Regions from separate parts of the Mus musculus genome. Here region 2 is linked to region 1. A link is a contact called in ENCODE Hi-C or POLR2A ChIA-PET data. All regions are on one chromosome and are shown on one strand. Each heading gives the region's core, a stretch centred on a gene start or an enhancer-like site at or near the end of the contact. The rest is flanking DNA. Distances are from core to core; before and after follow the strand shown. Region 1 holds the start of Atp7b (ATPase, Cu++ transporting, beta polypeptide). Region 2 holds the start of Nek5 (NIMA (never in mitosis gene a)-related expressed kinase 5).

Evidence for each region. Hi-C counts contacts between places; a loop is a spot of excess contacts on that map. ChIA-PET counts read pairs that join two places held with the same protein, here RNA polymerase II (POLR2A).
Region 2: a map of T-helper 17 cell shows a loop between it and region 1 (2.0-fold over the local background). The contact joins the promoter of Nek5 here to the promoter of Atp7b in region 1. A Hi-C loop is called at or near these places in 2 of 37 maps with a recorded cell type or tissue (T-helper 17 cell and T-helper 2 cell). POLR2A ChIA-PET finds 5 or more read pairs at or near these places in 1 of 5 experiments (embryonic stem cell).

Annotation. Positions count from the first base shown.
Region 1 is chr8:22,058,099-22,061,830 of GRCm38, reverse strand. It overlaps Atp7b (ATPase, Cu++ transporting, beta polypeptide), which reads left to right and starts at 1,757. Exons shown (of 21, transcript NM_007511.2): 1 at 1,757-1,859. The coding sequence starts at 1,776. It overlaps Alg11 (asparagine-linked glycosylation 11 (alpha-1,2-mannosyltransferase)), which reads right to left and starts at 1,110. Exons shown (of 4, transcript NM_001243161.1): 1 at 1,061-1,110. The coding sequence starts at 1,104.
Region 2 is chr8:22,122,893-22,126,970 of GRCm38, reverse strand. It overlaps Nek5 (NIMA (never in mitosis gene a)-related expressed kinase 5), which reads left to right and starts at 1,904. Exons shown (of 19, transcript NM_001347318.2): 1 at 1,904-1,985; 2 at 3,290-3,427. The coding sequence starts at 3,311.

The DNA of each region.
Region 1 (3,732 bases), core at 508-3,007:
AAACTAAGGTTTACTTTTTACACACTTGCTTAATATTAAGTTCTGTAGCTCCTAAGTCTGCTAAAAAAATTATTTAAAAAAAAAGTGCCGGGCGGTGGTGGCACATGCCTTTAATCCCAGCACTTGAGAGGCAGAGGCAGGAGGATTTCTGAGTTTGAGGCCAGCCTGGTCTACAAAGTGAGCTCCAGGACAGTCAGGACTATACAGAGAAACCCTGTCTCGAAAAACAAAAACAAAACAAAACAAAAAAACAAAAAAAATTAATTTTTTTCCCCTTAGTGGTGATGACTGGTGATTCAGGGCCTCAAAGATGTTAGGTAAACACTTGATTCCTAGCCAATACATACCCATATTTAAACCAAATGCTTGGAAGAAAGGTAACTGTAATCCAAAGCTTTGAATTACTTATCAATGACCATTATAATGCAGAAAGTCACTCATGACAATGTACACTGTACAGAGCTGGCAGCATTCCATTTATCGGGAAAAGGCCAAGAATGTGCTAGAACAAACTAGCCTATTCATATTTTTAGCAATCACTACAGACCTTGAAGCAGACAGCTCAGAAAGGAAGATGTAATACAAACTCTGGCAAGAATGCATGTATCCACTGCTCTTCAGAACGCTATTTCGCTAGCTATAAATGTTCAACCTGAACAAAAACACATATGAACTTAGGTAGGCTTTCATAGGGCAGAAACAACTTTTGAAATATGGAACTATTACAATAGTAGTGACCACCGGGTGGTTAACATTCCTGTTTATTTCTACCAACTTTATGTAATTCTTACATAAGAAACGATATGTATCTCAAAGGCAAAACCAATATATTTACAACTTTAAACATCAACCAGGAAAGAAGAAATCAACAGATGGTCAAGTAGCAGAGAGTCAACCAACTGGTTTACGAAGCAGCAGGTAGCCAGTTAAGGAAAACAGCTGATCGGCATGCGAAACAACCGAGGTAAACCGAGGCACGAAGAAAGCGCTTCTACAGACTTTATCTGGACTGCCTCCAAACCCTCCACGCCCTCGTGAGCTCAGGCCACCAGATCCTCACCGCAGCACGGCGTACACGCACCAGCTCCCAGTGTCCGCCGCCATCTTATCCCACCCTCCCCTCTCACAGCCCGGAAGCGCTTGCCTGTTCTTCTATCCTATTGGCTCCTGAGGAAGCGTGTGCCGTTAGCCACGCCCCCCGCTTACACGCCTTCCTGCAGGTTGCCTAATAGCCGCTTCCCACAGGCGGGGCGCACACGGGCCCATCCCACTTGGGCCACGCCGCTGCGGTGGCGGTGGTGGGGCGTGGCTTGTGATGGACAGCCGGCTCTCTCGCCCCTCCCACCCCACTCGCCCCGCCCACTTCGCTCCCCCCCCTCCCGTCTGGAAGCCCCCTTGAGGGCGCCCAGCCCTGCCCCCACCGCGGCGCTGCCAGCCGGTTGGGACCCAATGGGAGGTCCGGGCGGGCGACGAGCTAATCTTCCAGTACAGAGTCCGCTCTTTCAGAGGTGTCGGCGAGTCCCCAGCGGCCGCAGTAGCGGGGCGCGGGGTGGAGAGGGGGCTGCGCTGGAGCGGGCGTCCTGAGACTGTGGTCCTCGCTGCACCCTATCTGCAGCGCACCGCGGACCTCGCTGTCCGTAGTCCGCAGCGCCGGGGCTGGGAGATCTGAGCCCTGTGTTCCCCAGGAACCACGGATGCGCTTCTTCGCGCCTCCTCTCCCTGGCTTGTAAAGTCGCCCTTCCCTCCCCCCAACCAGGTGACCTTTGGGCTCGGGGATGGATCCCAGGAAGAACTTGGCGTCTGTGGGGACGATGCCTGAACAGGAGAGACAGGTCACAGCCAAAGAGGCCAGTCGGAAAGTAAGTTTCCTTTGCCTGACCGCAGCGTGTACGCACCTGCTCAAAGCGCTTTTCTCCTCGGTTCCTCCAGGGCTCGTGACTGTGGACACGTACCCCTGAGAACCCGGGAGGAAAACCCTCTAGATCAAGGGTGCCACTAGCCCTCTGGTGTACAACGATTTCGAGCCCAGAACTTTCCCCGGTCCTTATTAAAGAGCTCTTGAGCGTGGGCTTGCTGTATAAAAACTCTAGTTGCTCCTGGGAGTGCTAATACCTCGCTAATGCCTGGCTAATGCTCCTCAAAAGGTCTACATCCAAGTCCTGTACCTTGAAGGCATTCATTTAATAATACAGGGGGTTAATTAATGCAGCCTCTTAGAGATGCAAACAGCGTAGAATATTTAACATGAAAAGCAGGTCTGTTTTTCTTTTCTTCATGTGCGTTTTCAATCAACAAATACTTACTGAAACTTGTATAGGTCGCAGGCATATGATGAATTCTTGAAGATTTGTGCATTGTTTTAAAATATTTTGTCTAGCTTAATTGAAATCACGTTTTATGTTCTCGGAACTTTTTTTTTCCAATTAGTTATACTTTGTAGATTGTTTCCCAGAGTGTCATAGGTGTTCCCCATAGTCTGTTGGTGGTTCCCTCTTGGGTGGTCATGGCGATTGCTTCCTTTCTTTCCCAGTTGACGTGATCTTTGCACTTGAATTGTTGTGTGTGTGTGTGTGTGTGTGTGTGTGTGTGATGGAGGTTAGGGGCATCTTGCTGGACTTAGTGCTGCTTTTCCCACCATGTGTGTCAGTGTGTCGGGTCGTCGGGTTTAAAAGCTAGTGCCTTTACCCACTGAGCCATCTTGCCCTACTTGTACTTGAGTCTTTTTTTTTTTTAAAGCATTTATTTATTTGTTTTATGTGTATATGGGGAAGAATGGAGGGGGAGAGAATCTAGGCGTGAGAGGTCAGCAGAAGACGTCCAGGAGTTGGTTTTCCCTCCTTTCAGCAAACAGGTCCTAGGGCTTCAAGATTGTGTGCATCCACTCATCGAGCCATTCAACTGGCCTTACACTTGGTTATTGACATCGAATTTAATACTGGGCGTATTTCTTTAGGTCTGGATTGCTGGATTGGAGCTTGCTCCTTTTGTTCAGGTCTCTGAAACTAATTAATCCAGCAGTTTTATCCAGCGTCCCTTGTTAGTGAAATTCATGTAGACTCTGGTGTGTAGGAATGAGAGGGGTGTAGGTTAATGGACAGGCAGGGAGAGAGGTGGCTGAGTAGGTGTGAAGACAGCCCACACCGGGTAGGGGTGGCCAGAGCAGAGAAGGAGATGCCCCCTATCTTTGTCAGTGTCCCCCTGAAAGAGTAAAGTCTTTATCTAATCAGGTGAAATTGAAGACCTGCTCCTCTGTGGAAGCAGTCGGTTAACTGCTCTGTCTCTTGTTGGCCTCACCCGCTTCTGAATTACACTGATAATGGCTTTAGGCGAAGTCACTGAACTTATTATATGCGTGACACTGTATTAGTTTTTACTCCCATGTGTTTACTCGTTCGATTCTTAGGACCCGTGCCACTTTGTCTTTATTCAGTTTTTTTGCGGTGCTGAAAGGCAAACCCATGGTTCTGTGCTCTGACATAGATTTTTGCCTTAACTCTGTGCTCAGGACCAACACAGGGCCTCTAGCATTCTGCTAGTGACTGCATTTCCAGACCTCACCTGCCTGTTACCATTCTATTGCCACTTTGTCCTTGCTGTGGTTCAGCACGTGCTTTTTTGGATATTGTTTCAGAAATGCTAAGGTCCCAGGACCTTTATATGCAGCTATGACTTAAGACCTTTCCTTTAGGGAAGTTTACTTTCCTATAGAATGGCTTAGGGGTGCGATTTACC
Region 2 (4,078 bases), core at 655-3,154, 65 kb before region 1:
CCTGATGGTGAGGAACATGGCTTGCGACCACCTGCTTGGTTGTTCAGACCAGTACACGTCCAGAGCAGTGTCCAAATCGTTCACCCTCAATGCTCTGAGGAACAAGTTAGCATCCAGAGTGCAGAGCTTGTGCGTGGCCTCTGTTGCTGTCATCACCCTTCCTAGGTCAGTCCCTTAAACATTGTCTCCACGCTCTCCCGATGATGTTACATGCTCAAGAAAGCATCCATCTCCATTAGTATTTCCAAGACACTCAACTTCCATAGACGTCACCCTCCGCGCCTCTGTCCGCTCTAATCGCCAGATACAGACATCACAGCCCATCAGACAAAGCAAACTTGAGATCACTTGTGTATCTTCCCGCTGAGAGTAAGTCAGATTGCGAATCCTCTTGAAAATCAGATGATTTCTATTTTAAACCAAACTTCCTTGTGTTTGCTTCTTTGGGTGAGATCTGCCAGCCCTGGTAGCTTTTTAAAAAGAAAGGGGATTGGGTGTAACACACATCTTTAGTTTCAGCAGGAGGCAGAGGCAGGCATCTGGACCTCTCTGAGTTCCAGGCCAACCAGGGGTACATACTGAAACCCTGTCTACAGGGGGGGAAACAACAACAACAACAACAACAACAACAACACTTCATCTGTTCTAAGAAGTCCACTGTTGCCCATGTGGAACCCATTAGATTTTTAAGGAATTAATTTCCAAGATAATTTGATTTTAAAATTTTATTTCAATCAGTAGCATACTACTATAAAACAAAACAAATGCTGTAGTCAGGAAATACTAATTTCCAGTTATACGATTCTTTCGGAACATGGGAATCAGTAAGAATTTCAAACATTAAGAGGATTACATTTTTATAAAATTCTGTCCCAGGAAGTAGAATGTAGATAAAAGAGGGGGAAAAAAAAGGTGTGATGTCCGCTTTTAGAGAAGTGAGCTTTTTTGTGGAGGGGGCTGGATAACGGGGGGGGGGGGGTATGAAATGGTTACGGGTTTTAGATTCCACTGGATATAGCTATCTTGCTGTGTGAGTACCACCCCGAAAGTTATATATTCCCACAGGTAACCTATTGCAACGTGACTCTCAGGAAATGCTAGGTTGCAGATCACTGGGCAGCACCTGGGGTTTGTTAGTGGACCCAGGTTCTTTTCTGACATACACCTTTCAGCAGTAATTAAGACCTCGCATGAGAGCTAGAGAGATGGCTCAGCAATTAGTAGCACTGACTGCTCTTCCAGAGGTCCTGAGTTCAATTCCCAGCAACCACATGGTGTCTCACAACCATCTGTAATGAGATCTGATGCCCTCTTCTGGTGTGTCTGAAGACAGCAACAGTGTGCTCATTTATGTAAAATTAGTAATTCTTTAAGAAAAAAAAAAAAGACCTTGCATGAGAAACATGCTTCCTCCTGGGAGTATGTTACAGCTGTACACTGCTTAGCATGCTGGGGACCTTAGGAAAGTTGCCCCTAACTCCGTGCGCAAAAGGCCACCCAGAAAACAGGTCCGAGGCTTTAAAAAAAAAAATGCTGTTCATAGAATTCTGGAAAATGGCCACCCCAGCACACTCCCTGGAACCCGAAGGCTGCAACAAGAATCTGACATATCTTCCACCCCGCAGTTTTGGGAAAGTTTGCCCTTGGAGTGATTTCTCCCATTCCCTACTCTCCACTACAAAACCTTCTCAGACTTTGTCCCGCCTCCTCCTGCATCCTCAGACACCAAGCTACAGGTTGCCAACTCTCAGACCAATAAAAGTGTGCTTGTCCCACCTCTGACTTATTTATTATAGAGCGGAGGAGCGGGAAGACCCGGGGTACCTGGAAATGAGCCCTGGGGTTCTCCTCTGCTCCCGCCCAGCACTCCGCCCACTTCCCCCTCTCTCTCCCCCGGGCGAGGGTGGCCCTGCCCCTGCGTCTGGGAGGCTTAGCGGCTGGAGCACCGATTCTTCCATGCTCACTGCTTAACGCCCGCCGAGCAGGTAAGCTGAGCCCAATGTGTTCATTTTTCCGGAGCTGTCGCGGGCCCCTCGAAGCTGAGGGGAGAGAAATGGGAATCTAGGCAGGAGTAAACAGGGCGGCAACTAGGAAGCCCCGCTCACTGGGCTGCGTCGGTTTCCATGACAACGCACAAGCTACAAAAGTTCTGAACTCTGGTCTCCCGCCCACATGCTGGCTGTTGCCCTACGCTGACAACTTAGAAGTCCCCGTCTTGAAATTATAGGAAAACAACCTATAGTTGACCACCCAAGGCTTTAGAAGTCTGCATTGTGCCTGAGGCAGGAGGGTGACAAACTCAAGGCCTACGTGAACAGCTTAGACCTGTTTCAATAATGGTTTCCCAAAAGAATAAGCTCAATAGTAGGATGCCTACCCTGCATGTATGCAGTCCTGGGTTCGCTTCCCAGTACAGCAAAAAAAAAAAAAAAAAAAAAAAAAAAAAAAAAAAACCTTTATGCCCTGACTGTGGCATAAAAGGGAAACAGGAAAGCAACCTACAATGGAGTGCGTAGTCCACCTGTAAACTCCTGGAGCCCGTTGCCAGGACAGTCACCTGACTGCGGTTGCTAGAACTCTGGATCTCCCACTGACTGCAGCCCTACAGCCAGCCAGTAGATGGGGTATTTTTCCAAATTGGAGCGCAATTCATTGGAGAATGCCCAGACCCAACCAAGCCTCGGTTTCTATTCCTAGGAAGTACTAGTTAATCCCTCTTAGATAGATGTGATAGTTTGGTTCTAGAGGTAGATAATTACGAATTAGGTTTTTCTTTACATAAGGTTTGCAGAGACGTTTTGGTGATTCCTTGTTGTGTGTGACCAACAACTTTTGGATGGCATAGGTAGTACCTAAGGCCCCAAGTACATCTTAAATACCACAACGTAGAACCCCAGACACCAACAGAGTTCCCTGGCTTCCCTGTAGAAGGCAGCACGTCCCCACTGAGACCCGAACTGTGCGTGCCTCGCCCTTAGACTTACCGCTTTTTAGACAACCACCCACCCCGGACAAGCGACATGTCTTTCTTTCAAACACAAATAATTTTCCATTTCAGACGCTAGAGAAGAAAGGCTTTGTGAGGTGGTGAATTGTCTAAGATCCCAGCGTGACCTTGGAATCCACCAAACTAAACCCCTTTCCGCAGCGTTACTTGTGGCCAGAAGGAAGTTCCTTAGGTGTGTCTGAAACGCTGGGTGGAAAGTTTTAACAAACAGCTCCTTTGCTTTTCATCCCTCTTCTGCCGGCTAGTTGTCTTGTGCAGTCAAGGTTTTATTCTTCATTTTAGGAAGTTCTGACGCCTGGAGCCATGGATAACTTTCACCTGATTAAGATCATTGGGGAAGGCACCTTTGGGAAGGTGTACTTGGCTAAAGATAAATCAGAAAGCAGTCACTGTGTCATAAAAGAAATCAGTTTGACAAAGGTAAAGTTAAGTTTGAATTTTAGATAACTTTAAGTGGTATATCTAGCTTTAAATTTTGTTTGTTTGTTTATTATGCATATATACACGTGTGCCTGTGTGAATTTATGGGCACCTTGTGACTGCAAGCACCTGCAGAGGCCAGGCAGCATTGGAAGCCCCAGAACTTAATTTACAGGCAGTTCCGAGTCACCTGATGGGTGCTAAGAACTGAACCTAGGCCTTCTGCTCCAACAGTGGGCACTGAGTCGTCCCTCCAGCCCCCCCCCCCCCATATTTTTCTATGTTTGTTTATTTATTTATCTTTACTTATTCACTTTATATCTTGCTCACTGCCCTCTTCCCGGTCACCACAGTCCTTCTCCTGTCCCCCTTCCTCTTCTCCTCTGAGCAGGCAGGCAGCCCCCATAATCTTGCTATAGCATGAAAGCAAATACCTTTTTCACAGTTGTGCATTTTCAGGTTCACCTGATGCTCTCTTCTTTCATCCCCTTGAAACCCTCCCAGGAACATGTATTGCATTCATTCTCTTGGCCTGCTCTCCTCCCACTGAACAAAGGACTTGTCTGCATGCCCTTTACCTAACTTCATGTTCTCATTTTCTTTCTGTAATACTTTGATAGCCCAGGGGGTTGCACTATTAGGAGGTGTGGC